Linked DNA regions of Homo sapiens: regions 2 and 3 are each linked to region 1. A link is a loop called in an ENCODE intact Hi-C map of the cell type or tissue named here. Cell type or tissue: heart left ventricle. All regions are shown on one strand. Links, peaks and the distances in the headings refer to the core of each region. The heading gives the core; the rest is flanking DNA.

What was found. A loop is a pair of places that touch in the nucleus more often than their neighbours do. Peaks named below come from ENCODE experiments on the same cell type or tissue, not always from the same donor. Only the 100,000 strongest peaks of a DNase experiment are listed, where the experiment ranks them.
Region 2: it touches region 1 in a loop (12-fold over the local background); 92 of 110 quality-filtered maps call a loop at or near these places.
Region 3: it touches region 1 in a loop (5-fold over the local background); 90 of 110 quality-filtered maps call a loop at or near these places.

What each region holds. Positions count from the first base shown.
Region 1 is chr10:70,923,327-70,928,157 of GRCh38, reverse strand. No RefSeq gene overlaps it. Among named protein-coding and RNA genes, the nearest start is that of LINC02622, 13 kb to the left of the region's middle. In heart left ventricle, for the core only: a CTCF peak has its summit at 2,299 (motif pointing left); DNase peaks (open chromatin) are centred at 1,787 and 2,268; H3K27ac peaks cover 197 bases.
Region 2 is chr10:71,206,824-71,211,654 of GRCh38, reverse strand. No RefSeq gene overlaps it. Among named protein-coding and RNA genes, the nearest start is that of UNC5B, 3.3 kb to the left of the region's middle. RefSeq lists a silencer at 2,325-2,384. In heart left ventricle, for the core only: CTCF peaks have their summits at 2,210 and 2,421 (motif pointing right); a DNase peak (open chromatin) is centred at 2,464; H3K4me3 peaks cover 380 bases.
Region 3 is chr10:71,281,965-71,286,795 of GRCh38, reverse strand. UNC5B (unc-5 netrin receptor B) reads right to left here. Exons shown (of 17, transcript NM_170744.5): 3 at 1,933-2,076; 4 at 1,367-1,470; 5 at 1-107. Among named protein-coding and RNA genes, the nearest start is that of SLC29A3, 35 kb to the left of the region's middle. RefSeq lists enhancers at 827-1,326, 1,323-1,392, 1,327-1,828. In heart left ventricle, for the core only: a CTCF peak has its summit at 1,534 (motif pointing right); a DNase peak (open chromatin) is centred at 1,516.

The DNA.
Region 1 (4,831 bases), core at 1,033-3,532:
CTCCAAGTCCCCACAGCCACCTCCTCCAGGCAGCCCACCCTCCTCTCTCTAAACCCCCAGTTACCTTTGTCCCCATTAGAGGCTGAGCTGGAGGCTTTGTTAATTCTTAAGGGCCTAGGGATCGAGACTGAGACCGTGCTGCCCCTGAAACTGGCTCAGGGGAGATTCACAGTGAATAATTCAACATGAGATCAAAAGCCACTACCTCCAGTAAGCAATCCTACCTCCCGTTGGAAAAGAAAGCCTTGCTTCTGTGATTTGAGAGAAAGACAGGGAGAGAGAGTCAAGGCAAAGAGATAAAGAGGCTTGGAGGCAGAGTAAGAAATAAATGTGGTGTCATCGCTCACTTACTTGTCCGTATCCCCAAAAGGCGTGTCATCTGTCTTGCTCTGCCCAGCACCCAGAACAGGAAGTGGCCCAGGGGGCCAATGAACATTTGTTAAATGAAAGAAGGAGAAAAATCATAAAGCAGGGAGTTCCATTCTCACCCACTCCCCACCTGCCTAGGCTACCTCAGCACCCACAACGACGGCCGAACCTCTGCCCAGCCAGAGAGTCATGCCAACCAGATACTCCCCCCACTCCTGGTCCTGGCAGCAGAGGGCCCAGCAGGAGCCCAGGAGGCTGGGGCAGCACCATGGCCCAGTCCTCTGGGTGGCTCTACACCACCCATGTGCAGAGAAAACAAAGCATGCACGTGGGCGTGTATGACTTATGGCTTTAATCTCCCTGATAGAAGGCCTTTAAAGATTATTTCAGGGATGAAAAATAATAATCCTGGGTAATGAATCACGGCCTTAAGAAGCTGATAAGCAGCAGGGAAGCTGGCCGGGCCTGAGTTCCTGATTTAATTAAAGTCTTACAGATACTCCCTGAAACAAAATCCGTCGTAGCCATCAAGGTGATAAAAAGACTGCAGGTTCCTTTAAACCAACTCACCTGCCTCATGAATCTTCTTCCTAGTGAAGACAGTGGATGAGGCCACGTCTTCCGGACCGGGCCTGCATCACTGCAGATGGTCTGCTGGGGACCCTGAGGGACAGAAAGTGCCTCATAAAGCCCAAGAGCCAGAGGCGGATGCCAGCCTGGAGGAGGCAGGGACCAAGCTCAGACAGGGAGCCGGACAACACTTGGGTTGCTTGCTAACTGTCTCTGGGACTCAGTTTCCACATCTAGCATCCAGCAGGAGGCGAGGCCAGCTGGTCTCTGGAAGCGTCCCAGAGCCAGACTTCTGGATTCAGAGCCTCATATTTTCCGAGAAGGTGAGGAGAGAGACAGATGATGTCTCCATGTGCTAGAAAGATCTCTCCTCTTCCCCGCTGATTTTCAGTGCCCCAGAATCCAGCTCCTGCCTCCCCATTTCCTTTCCCTGCCCTCCCCAGTCCTGCTCAGGCACGTGACTATCCTGATGAAGGCTCACTGCCAATGCTCCCAGGGACACTGAGCCACCCAGGCAGCCCTCTGGCTACCCTGGTCCAGTTGAGGGGTGGTGAGAGGAGTGCATGAGCCCAGGCAGAGTGCACCACAGAGGCTGAGCCAAGGGCAGGGCCCCCAGAGCAGGCAGGAGCTGTGGGTTCCGTCTGGCTCCACACCAGACTCACAAAGGCCTTGCAGAGACGCCGGATGGCTGGGAACTGGAAGGATGGAAATAGAGCCCAAGAGAACGTGAGGACAGTGGCGGTGGTCTCTGCATCCTCAGAGCCCAGCCAGTCCTGAGAGGGGAGTCAGACGGGTAGACGGGCAGGTGGACAGCATCCAGGGAGCTGACGTGAGCAGAGGCTGGTCCCCGCAGAGCTGTGCCAGCTCCCTCTCTGCCAGTCCTCGGCCTGACAGCCCGGGCTGGCAGGCACCTTGTGCTCAGGGTGGATGTGCGAGTGATTGGCCTCCTCCGATGGGGGCCAGTGGCATAGGGGCTGAGTTGCCAGATAAATTTGAATTTCAGATTAATGATGAATAATTTTTAGTACAATTATATCCCAAGTATTGCATTTATTTGCTAAATCTGGCATCCCTATGAAGAACGTCCCCTATGCCCCATGCCTGGCACAGAGCTGCCCCAGAGAAAGGCCCCACGCGGGCAGTGTGGACGGGCAGTGTGGACAGTGAGTTCTCATTCATGGCCTCGAGGCCCCTGGAGCCTCCAAGTGGACAGGAGCTGGTGGGATGGTAAGGAGCGAAGGCTCCTCCTGAAAACTGTAGGCTGGGATGGGGGTGGTCCTGAGCCCGGTCACCGCGCAGGAAAGTCCCCCTGACCCAGTCCCAGGGCTGAGGGTGGGGCTGCTGGGGGCCGGCTGCCACCCAGCGGCCAGAGTCGGAATGGCAGGTCGTGGCGCCCAGAGAAGATGGAGCACGTCAGCGCCCCCGCCACAAAACGGCCCATTTGGCAGGGTTAGAATTTTTACCCCACTTGAAACAAAAGGAAACTGAGGTTCAAGATCACCCCAAAACCTAAATTAATGTCGAGACCCTAGCTTGGGCACAGCCTAGTCCCCACCTCCAGCCCTCTCTCTCTCCTATTTGCAGTCACCAAGTGGGCCCCCAGGCCTGCCATGTCTTTCATGCCTGTCTTCCGCTCACCAACCTTCGATGGCTCCCTATTGCTGATAGAATGGAGCAACCCTTCCCTGTGCTGATACTCAGAGCCCTCTATGAAACAGCCCACACTTCACTGCCCAGACTTGCTACCTTTCCACCTTTCTAAGTCTCTTGTGCCCCCGCCTCCTGGAACCTCTCCCAGCCCTCATCTCTCTTGAGCTCCAGGCACCTGCCCCTGTGCCTTGTCCCCTTGATCTGCCCTGTGGCTGCTCCCCCTGTCTCCTATAGCCTTGAGCTCCTAAAGTCGAATGTCCTGGGTAGCAGGCCTCAAACATCTCTAAGCCCGTCTAACTTCATAGCTCTAAGTTTCATTATATGCACCAGTGACTCCAAAATGTATCCTTGACTTGGTAGACCCACGTCCTTAATGAGGTCCCTGCCTTCCTTCTGGAAGAAAACTCAGAAAGGGAGAGAGCTCTCCTGTTGTCTGGCGTCCTCCCCAGAGCCCACAATGGTCCCACAGTGGGTCATGCACCCAGCCCAGCCTTGCTGACTCAGGCAGGAGCAGTTGCGTCTTCTCTCTCCCACAGGAGTCCAGGAGGAGTCTGGCTCTGGACCTTCCAAGCCACCCCAGGCACTCGCTTTCAAAGGAGCTCCAAGTTTCTTGGTAGCTTCTAGTTCTCATTTATCAGAAGGAGAACTGAGGGCCTCTCTCCACCATTAAAGTCCTAAGAGGGGATTGGGACTGGAGTTTGTTCCTTGTCTACAGATGGACCTGGAACAAGTTCCTAGGGGAGCCCAGAACCCACAGATTATCTCAGAATATGCCTGTTATCTCATCACACATCGCTTAGCCCAGACTAGCCTAGAACTCACGCTTCAATACAAACCACACACTTAGCCAGCTCAGAGACACACGGTACCCCAGAATACCTGGGTTGGCTTGGAATACCTGCTAGCCCAGAGGTCAGTTCAAAACACACAAGTTAGCCCAGGTTAGTCCATAATGCATAGGTTTACTTGGTATACCCAGGATTGATTAAAACAAATAAATGATTTTTTAAAAATTTTTTAAACCCTCCCTCAAATGAAATCTTCCCCAGACCCAATGCATAAAACAGATGACATGGAGCTGCCTGGGTTGAAGGTGGATGGGGCCCAGGTAGTGGTGTGCTGCTGAATGTTCCACTCCCAGCTTCAGGAGAAAAGCTCTGGGTTGTAGCATCAGCCAATTTCTGTGGTGTAAATACTCCCTCCGCAGCCATTTCAGGTGCCAGCTGAGTCCCTGAGCTCAGAGCTGGGAAGAGATGTGCATAACGAACTCCACAAGCCAGGGAGCCAGCTCCAGCAGCCAGAGTGCCCATCCTGCGTCCTGGGCTCCTCTGGGGATCCATTCCCCAGAACCCCAAGGACCTCCAAGCTTGAGAACACAGGTCAAAGACACAGAGGCCAATCCAAGCCTGGAGCTTTCTGAAAACTGAAGGAACCCAGAAGAATGCTTCCTGACGTCCTTGGCAAGAGTGGGTAAAAGTAGGAAATAAAGTCAATGTGGAGATCGAGCCCCCAAATTTTCCACATGACTTCGACCAAGTTCTTTCTGCCCTCTGGGTCTCAGTCTCCCCATCTGTACAATGAGAGACCTAGGGCCACGAGCTTCAGGAAGCCCCACTCTGGCTGTGAGATCGGCCCCGCCTGCCTTTGTCACCTCCAGCCCTGCCCTGGCCTGGACTGGCACCCATCCCTGACAGAGCCCCGGGTGCTGAGTCACTCTGCCTCAACCCCTCATGTACCTGTTCCCAGCCAGCTGTCATCCGAGGAGTCTACAAAGTTAATTCACATGGGGGCATGTGTCCTCTGACCAGGGGGCTGAGTCCTGATGGTGCAGATGCAGCATCCTGCACAGAGCCTGGCTCCATAAACACGCTATGCCTGAATGACATGGCAGGCGGCTCCTCGCAGCAACCAAGAGCATTGGAAGAGCCCAATCAACACTTTTTTAATACTTAAAAAGAAAAATTGGCCAGCCGTGGTGGCTCACACCTGTAATCCCAGCACTTTGGGAGGCTGAGGCAGGCGGATCACCTGAGGTCAGGAGTTCAAGACCAGCCTAACCAACATGGAGAAACCCTGTCTCTACTAAAAATACAAAATTAGCTGGGCATGGTGGCCCATGCCTGTAATCCCAGCTACTCGGGGGGCTGAGGCTGGAGAATCTCTTGAACCCAGGAGGCAAAGGTTGTGGTGAGCCGAGATCAAGCCATTGCACTCTAGCCTAGGCAACAAGAGCAAAACTCCG
Region 2 (4,831 bases), core at 907-3,406, 280 kb before region 1:
GGGATTGAAACCCAGAGAGATCAGAACGAGCGGATCAGCTAACATAGGCAAAGACCTTCCCTGTGCCAGGCACAGGGCTAAGCACTCTGTATGCATCATGTCAGTTAATTCTCACAACCCTCTGAAGTAAGCACCATTTACATCCCATTTTACAGATGAAGGACCTGAGGCACAGAGGTGTAAAGCCACCTGCCGGAGATCACACTGCTTGGAGTGACTGAGTGACTGAGCAAAGGGGATGGGGGAGATGGGATTGGAAAGAAACCCTCTAAACGGGGGAGCCTCACTTGAACACCTTCCCTGGGGCTGGATTGGGCTGTGCGAAGGGGACTGTCCTAGCTGTTTCCCCAGAGGTGAGGTGAAGGCAGGACTAGTACCCTCTCCACACACACTCCCCTCACAAGCCGGGGTCTTGGAGTATCTAGGGGAGGTCGTGCATGCCATCAGCACATCTCCCTAACCCTCTCTGACTGGGCACCCAGCATCAGGAGGGTGGCAACAGGTGGACTGGGACTCCCTGGGGGAAGAACTTCCATCAATTGAGAAAGGCTGCTGTGGGCAAAGGTAGGTTGCTTAGCTTGGCCTCTGACAGCCCTAGCAAGGGCAGTGGATGAGACAGTCAACAGCTCAGCACACCCAAACCAACTCCACCTTGCAAATACACATGCACACACACAACTACCCACCCATACACACCTGCAAAGGTACACACACGAAAACATACAACAAAGACAACAGGTGCAATGTTTCACCTCCCATAAACATCACACCTACAAATAGGCACCCGACTCCAGAGACACCCACATACCAAAGATGTATGCCTAAAAAAAGCAAACACACAGGCGCACACAACTAAAAACACAAATAGGCAGATGACTCCCAAGACAAATAGATATTTGGATACTTAACTACTGCCAGGAAACACATACAGGCACGCCTGTGCCAAGACCCACATCTGACGGTCATCCCCTGGATGCAGGCACATGGTCAAGGTTGTGCCTGTGCTGGAGAGCTCAGCAGGGACCTCAGCAGAGACGGGCAGCATGCAGAGACCACAGCATGTTCTCTCTCTCTCCCCAACCTCTTTCTCTCTCTCCTTCAGGCCAGTGGGGTATTGGAGATTTTTCTAAAAAGTTCCACCCCTTGGAACTTTGCTGTTTAGGTGGTAAAGTGTACCCAGCAGGCCCTTCTAGTCCAAGTATCAGGTTTCACGGCTTTAATTCCTGGGTGGAGAGAAGGGGGACTGGAGATGGGGGCAAGCAAAAGGAAGACATTACCCCCTCTCCTGCCAGTCCCTGCCCCACTTCCCTTCTCAGCCTAACCACTCTCTCAACTCTTGAAATATACTCTTGGGAGGTCCCGGGCCCTGCTCTCCCTCCAGGACTCCAGCATCAGGGCATGGGATTTTGCATGTTGGGAATCTCTCTGTAACTGCTCTGTGCCCCTGCTCCTGTACCAAGTCTCTGAGCCTTCTCTAGCCACCTGCAGCTGAGCAGTTGCAGATGTGGTTCCTCTCCAGCCCTGGCATCTCAAGAGTGCAGGCTGTCAGTTGAGGCCAGGCAAGGGGCTTCAGAGGGAGTCAGACTCCCCCTGAGCCATACCTTTCCCCGGGATGGGTGAAGAATGGGCAGGGTCCCTGCCTGGGGGATGACACATTAGGATAGCAGGATTAAGATTTGCCAGGGTGTTCCCAAACCGAGTGCCATGGGCCTCACAGCAAAGGCATCCTGCTGGGAGTTAAGCATGAGGACGAAGCAGTGAGTTGCTTGAAGTCAGGTGCCCTGTGTTCCCTGTTCCCCATGATATATCTAGCACTGAAGACAGTTTCTGGCATAGCAGGGATGCAATCAACCTTGGTTGAGTGGGTACATCAATAAGGCTGGGGGGAAAGGGGTTGATGGTCAAAGGGCCTAAGAGTTGCTATGTGAGCCCCACCCTCCCCTCCCCTCTATTTCCTGGGGTCTGGGGGTTCTGAGGCTGAAAGTAGGGCAGGCTTTGTGGCATAGATCTGCTTTGAAATCAGTCCCAGAGCCAGTTCTCACCCTTGGTGGGGACTGCAGATGCTTCCAGCGGCTACCATCACTTGTCTCAAACCACAGGAGTGTGTAGGAAAGAGTTCTGGATCTGGAGGGCTGTGGCCCTAAACCTGGGGGCTGCTCTTACCTGCTGGCGGATCTTAAGCCAGTTACTGAAACTTTCCCAGCGTCAGTTTCCTCAACTGTAAAACAGGAATAATAATTACTTCACAGTATTAAGAAGAATAATAAGGCCAATAATCTGGCTGTATAAAAACCGCCTATTTGATAACAATTACGATTTAAAAGCAGCTGTAGGGGCTCCCGGCAGGAGTGGCTGCCGGCTTGGGGTTGACGCCTCCCGCTCCGTCGGGACCGTGTGCGCGAAGGTGCCACCAGGCGGCGCGCTGCCGCTTACGCCTCCCCGTGGCCGCCAGTCTCCCTCCTCCGGCGATGGGAGAATTGTCCTGGCCCCACCCCGCCTGGGGCCGCCCTGACAGAGTCCTTGTCCCGGGTTGTCAGGGGAAGTGGCACTCAGACGACTCCGTTTGCAGGATCTTGAGTGGGAAGGCTTGGGAATGAGTTCACGGTGCCTCCCCTGAGTCGTTCGGTCCAGAACGGACCCCAAAAACCTGGACCCTGGAGAAGGGAAGCGCCTAAAGCTGAAGTCCTTAACGCTTTACCATCTCTTTGTAATAATATTATCAGAGCTAAGGTTGAGTGCTTACTATATGCCAGGTACTATTCTAAATCTCTTCGGCCGGGCACAGTGGCTCCCGCCTGTAATGCCAGCACTTTGGGAGGCGGAGGCGGGCGGATCACTTGAGGTCAGGAGTTCAAGACCAGCCTGGCCAACATGGCGAAACCCCATCCCTACTAGCAATACAAAAATTAGCTAGACATGGTATCGTGCTCTGTTAATCCCAACTACTCGGGAGGCCGAGGCACGAGAATCGCTTGAACCCAGAAGGCAGAGGTTTTCTGTGAGCCGAGATCGTGCCACTGCACTCCAGCCTGGGCGACAGAGTGATACTCTGTCTCAAAAAAAAAAAAAAAAAAAAAAAAGTACCGCTTTAAACATTTTAAAGTGCACAATCCAGTGGTTTTTAGTATATTCCCAATGTTGTGCAGCCATCACCACTACCTAATTGGAGAACATTTTTATCACCTCCAAAAGAAACCCCATACCATTAACCCCATTCTCCCCTCCCCCAGCCCCTGGCACCCACTAATCTACTTTCTATCCTATTCTGGACATTTCATATAAATGGAATCATACTATATGTGGCCTGGGTCATTAAACTTGGACTCTTAACCTCTACTAAGTACTGTGACAACCTTCTTCCTTCCATCCTTCTTACCCAGTCTTTTCCACCAACCCCTCCAGGGTCTTCTCACTGCTGTTCAGGCAATGCAAGCCGTTGGTCACAAAAGCCTTGGGCTCAGGCAGATCCGGGTTCAAATCTCAATTCTGTCTTGGACATTATAACTTATTTATCGCCTCTGCTGTCACCTTCTCAAAATTCTTTTATTGTTGTAAATGTTTAAAAGGCCATCTTTTCATTTTAGAAGAGTTTTAGTTTTACAGAAAAATTGCAAATATAGTACAGAAAGTTCCCATATGCCCCTCACCCAGTCTCCTTAATTATTAACCTCTTACATTAGCATGGTACCTTTACTACAATTAATGAACCACTGATACATTATTATGTGCTAAAGTTCATTCAGATCTCCTTAGTTTTTACCTAATGTCCTTCTGTTTTCTGTTCCAGGATCCCATTCAGGATCCCACATTGCATACAGTCATTGTGACTCCTCAGGCTCCCCTTGGCTGTGACAGTTTCTCAGTCTTTCCTTGTTTTTGATGACCTTGACACTTTTGAGAATTATTCATTGGGTATTTTGTAGAATGTCCCTCAACTAGGATTTATCCATTTCATAATTCTTAATAATTTGGAAAAAAGGGCTCTGATTTCCACTTTATACTGGGCCCTGGAGATTATGTATCCAGTCCTGCTTATGCTTTATGGGGCAGAGAAAAGGCAGGCTGAGCCAGAGCTGGCACATGCAGCAGGCTGTAGCTAGCATGCCCTGGCATTGCCGGGGGTGGGGATTGGGGGGCTTATCTGAGTGGGGGATGCTGGAAGCTAGACCTAGGAGTGAGAAGGAAACCTTAAACATGGAGAACTCAGGAGGGAGTCCAGGCAGAGCAAACCACGTGAGCAAAGGCCTAGAGTTATGTATGTGATGGTATGGTCAGGAGGTGGCCACATCCTCATACTGCCCCTCAAACAGCACACCAGAAGGCCAAGAAGGGAAAAATCTCTACACAAGGGCAAGGCCTGCAGTGCTAGAGATGAGATTTGATTCTGTAAGAAACAGGAGTCATGGGTGCTGATTGAGCTGGAGAGAGGCCTCATTGGAGCTGTGCCATGGGAGCTTCCTTGCAGCTGGATGTCAGGGCAGACTGAGCAGGAGCCAACAAGGTGGCCACTGCATGCTCCTGGGACAATGGGGCCTTGGCCCAGGGATTCAGGTGGCAGAAAGTAGGGACTCTGCAGAGGGAGAAAGAGTTCCCCAGATTTGGTGCCTGAGGGAGGGTGGGTACTTAGGGATGGAGGAAGGGAGGGGAGCTGGGTCGAGTGGCAGAGGTTGCAAGGAGAGACATGGTGAAAGGAGGAGGATGGCTGGGCTGGGGAGAGGGTGGTGGATTTGGGTTTGGACTTGGTGAGTTAAAGGTCCCTGTGGACTTCCCAGCACATAGCAGTGAGCACAGGACTGACTGATGCTACAGGAGTGGTCAATATCTTAAGAAA
Region 3 (4,831 bases), core at 1-2,500, 360 kb before region 1:
GTGTCCGACAGGCGGGCCTGGCGGATGATGAGGTTGTGGTCGATGGTGAGCAGGAAGTTGGTGTCCTGGGTGGGGTCGATGACATCCTCATTCTTGAGCCATTCCACCTGCAAGAGTGGGGGTGAGGGGGCAGTGAGGGCCCAGGACAGGTTTGATCATAAACAGAAGAAGGGCAGTTCTACCTGGGTCCACGCCATAGTCGTGGCAGTGAGGCAGGGCCTTGGTGGGACTATAGCACTGGACACTGTACAGCTCTGGGGTTAAGAGCACCATTTGCCAGCTGGGTGGTCTTGGGAGGGGACTTACCACTCAGGGACTCAATTTCATCAACTGCAAGATGGAATTGAATAGCACCTACCCCATAGGGATCCATCGCGAGGATTACATGAGTTAGCATGTGTAAGGTGCCGAGAACAATGCTCAGAGGAAGTTGAGTTAAACTAACTAAATAGGTGCTAGCCAGGAGTATCTGTCTTCATCATTAACTCCTCCCAGCTCTGCTAGCCAGGAAGAAAAGCCTGGGAGGTGATACGAAGAAGGTCCCCGGGTCTGGCAGACCTGGGTCCAAACCCCAGCTCTGCCACTCACCAGCTGCCTCACCCTAGGTGGCCACTGGGCCCCTCCCAGCCCTGCTTCCTTGCTGTGGGATGGAATGGTAACATCCACTTTGCAGGGTTGTTGCAGAGACCAGCGTGCTAAGTGCCTAGCATATATGGGCCAGGGGTATTTGTCTGAGCCCACTACGCAGAGGAGGGTTTGGGCTGGGAGAGGCTGAATGATGAGTGCATGGTTTTGGGATCAGAGAGGGCTGATCCCAGGCTGGAAGTCAGGGTCCTGACTGCCCCAGCCGTCCACTCTGCTGGGCAAAGCTGAGATGCAGCTCTAATCCCTGGACCACCAGTGCAGGGAGTATGTCTGGAACATAGGTAAGGATGGCGAGAGAGGACAGCAATCCAAAGACTGTGGTTTCAGGAAGGGGTGATCAGCTCGTGGGGGAGAACACACTCACACACACGCATGATGGGATCCTTTCGCATCCAGAAAGCTGGGGCCTTGGGTTCTGGGTGGGGCAGGAGATAGAGACTGAGCTGGAGGTCTACCTAAGGAGCCCCTGAGTTCTGGGGATTTCTGCCTTAGCCACCCCATCCCGTGGGGTTATGCCTGTGGCAGACCCAGCTGGGATCTGGCATTGCTGCGTTCGACAGAGGTAACAGTTCTCTTCTCTGTGCTAAGCCTCGATCTCATCTGCGAAAGGGGCAGGGCTCTGGGAGACTAGCACCATGGCTGGTGGTAAATACCATGCCTGCCTGGCTTCTGCAGGCATGGCCACAGGGCCGTGCTCAGTGGTCCCTACGTCCCCGCTCACCTCGGCCACAGGCACCCCCTCCGGCGGGCGGCACTGCAGGAGAACCTCATGGTCCAGGGGCACCTCCTTGCCCAGAGGCTCCTGATCGAAGTTCTTGCGCAGGTCTGGGAGAAGCGAGAGGGTCCCAAGGCAGTCAGGTGCGGGCAGGATCAGAACCTGATGTGCTACACTGTAGCCACTGGGTGGCAGTGCAGACCCAGGGTACTGTTGATGGGCCCACCTGGCCTTTGCCTGGGAAATTTCCTCTTCTCCAAAGGAGGGGTCTCACTAGGCAGACTTGGGGGAACAGGGTTCCCTCCCTGACTCTGGGATCCTAAGCATATAGTGGCTCAGGATGGGGGAGGAAGCTGCCAGCTTCTTTTATACAGAAGTAGATGAAAAGAGGCCTAGGTTCTGGGTCTAGGAGCCCTCTCTGAGCTGGCATCCATGTGCTGGGATGTCTCTGCCGTGGGCATCCTCAGCCAGGGATGCTGGAGGAGGCCCCACAGATGTGAAGTTCCCTCTCCAGCATCCTCAGGGATGGGGAAGGTTCCTGCAGGGACAGGGTGGGGGTCAGGGTGGCGTACAGGCGATGCGGACGTAGGCTCGGCGACTCTTGGTGGTGCCCGCGGAGCTCCAGGCCACGCACTGGCACCAGTAATCCTCCAGCCCAAAGAGCTCCTCCACCTGCTGCCGCGACACCTCGATCTGCACCTCGCGCACCCGCAGGCCTGGGAGGAGAAGAGAGAGCCGTCAGGGGGCAGGGGCAAAGCAAGGATGTGAGGCACAGGACACCCCCGGCCTTCCACCTCGGATCCTGCTGGCACTCTTGCCCAAGTGCCTTTCCCTCCATTCCTCTTGTCTCCTGTCTCCACCCTGGCTCAAGCTTCATGGCCACTCACCTGCACATTGCAGTGGCTAACACAAGCCCTCTGCCCCACCAATGCATCTTCTACCTGGCAGCTAGTGTCATCTCCAAAATGCACAAGTGGTGTGTCATTCCCCCCGTTATGAGACCCTTCATGCGGGGTCTCAGTGGCCTGCAGGCGGGTAGGGTCATCCCCAGGAGTGGCTCTGAGCTGCACTGTGCATCCACCATCCCCATCCCACTGCAGCCTCACCGGGTGTCTTCCAGGCCCTCATGTTCCCTGGCTCTGCAGCCACGGGGCCCTTGCACATCAGTCCCCTGCCTGGAATCTTCTGTCTCCTCTGGGCCTGGTGGCCTCCCAGTCCCTGCCAGATTTCGGATCAGCCTCACTTCCCGAGGAAAGCCCCCTCCACCCTGCGCCTCCCCGACAGCTCTCCCAGCACTGCTCGGCACTCCCACCACTGTGCCCGGAAGTTCGTCTATGCAGCAGTCACTCCCCTACCCAGCTTCGTCTCCTCCCAGCACCCACCATTAGCTGGACTCAGATTATTTATGGACGCATTCATGTGTTAAATGTCTGTCTCCTGCAGGAGAACAAGATGGGGCTTTGTCCTGCTTGCTGCTGTGGCCCAGGGCTTGGCACAGAAAGGGGGCTCAGCACGTGCAGAGGTGGGATGCCTGCTCTCCCTGGTCACTACTCAGGCCCTGTGGGCCTGGAGCTGAGGAAGTCCCTCTCCCAGGGAGCCCCTGATCTCTCAATGGCTCCCCGGTCAGGGCCTGGGAAACTCCCTACATAACAGGACCTACCGGCCTACACAAGGGGGTCACTCGGTTTTCTGTTAACCATCCCTCAACGAAGCCCTCCATGCTCAGGAAAGGGGGGAACCTGCCAGGAAAGGGGACATTCATCTGAAGTTCCTCCCCAAAGGTTACAGAGCCCTCTTCCTCCTCCAGGAAGCCTCCCTGACTGCCTTGTGTCTCAGAATTTCTAAAGCTGCTCCTCCCTGCCACGATGTGTCCTATCTCATCCTCTCATTGCACCATGGATTGTTAAGGTACGCACAGCCGGTGGCATGGTGGGTAAGGACAGGGTTGGATGGCTGGACAGGTTTGTGTCCTGGCCCCACCCTCAAACCCCAGCTGGGTGACCTTTGTGAAGTTACTCAGTCTCTCTGAGCCTCAGATCCCTCATCATAGTAAACTCTCAAGGTAAACTCTAGACAAGTTATGGTGACTACTCCGCCACAGCGCCCAGCCCGGGCCAGACACAAATATACTCTGGCAGGTCATCTGGATCTCAACCAGCTTCTTCTGTTACCTTTGAAGAAACTGAGGCTCAGAGAGGGTAGGTGGCAGGCACCAAGTCCCCTAGCAAGCTGTTGCAGAGCAGAGGTCAGCTCCCTGGTGTCTTTCCCAGGTTAGAGCTTGGTCCCCTCACCCACAACTCCTCTCTTTTTTTTTTTGAGACGGAGTCTCGCTCTGTTGCCCAGGCTGGAGTGCAGCGGCGCAATCTCGGCTCACTGCAACCTCCGCCTCCTGGGTTCACACAATTCTCCTGCTTCAGCCTCCCGAGTAGCTGGGACTACAGGCGCCTGCCACCACGCCTGGCTAATTTTTTTTTGTATTTTTTTGTAGAGACACAGTTTCACTGTGTTAGCCAGGATGGTCTCGATCTCCTGACCTCGTGAATTGCCCGCCTCGGCCTCCCAAAGTGCTGGGATTACAGGCATGAGCCACTGCGCCCGGCCCCACAACTCCTCTCTGGACCTCTCCTGATGAAGTCATTGCTGTAACTCTCCTATTGTTGAGGAGGGTGGGGTCCTTGTGCAGGGAGTCCAGATGGGGGACAGCCCCGTCCTGATGGCCAAGGATGTAAATGGGAGGTGGCTAGGGGTATGCCATCCAGGGAAGAGGCTGCTTCAGGGGTGGGTGACAGTGCCTGCCTGCCATGGCTGCCCACAGGCTGGCTCCACAGTCAATGATGCATGACCCAGGGAGCACAGCCCCTGCCCCTTGCTTACCAGACTGTGAACCTGTAAGAGTGTGCCCTTTTAAGGGGGTCATCCATGCAAGAAGGTTTCAGCAGCACCAATAGCTGGATAGAAGGAAACAACCACCAGGGAGGAGGCGTGACACCTCATCCATGATCACCAGCAAGCAGAGATGCAGGGAGCATAGGACAGGGACCTTCGGTCTCCCAGGCTTGAGGCCCAGCATCAGACTGCCCTCCCAAGCATGGCAATGCCTGGCCCAGGACACCCAGGGTTGGGCTGCCTGCCCCAATCTGGCATAAGCTGGTGGGGGGCTGTTCTGCCTCTCCTGGCCCCCAGCTGTCCTCTTCTGTGTTTTCAGGCCTCAGACCAAGGCTAGAGAGTAGGAGGCTGAAGTGGAATCAGGCCCCACCACTGCCAAGGAAGCTCTGCCCATTATTTGCAGCTAATGGGGACAACAGTGCCCCAATTTCTAGGGCTGGCAGGGCCTGTGTGCCTGGTGGCAGGGTTTTGGTAAGGGCCATGCTGTTACTATTAGTAATAATCACAGGGTTATTATTACTATGCTAACGGCCTGTGAGGGGCCCCAGCAGGCACACTGTTCCCTCGCCTTGCCTGGACCCCGAT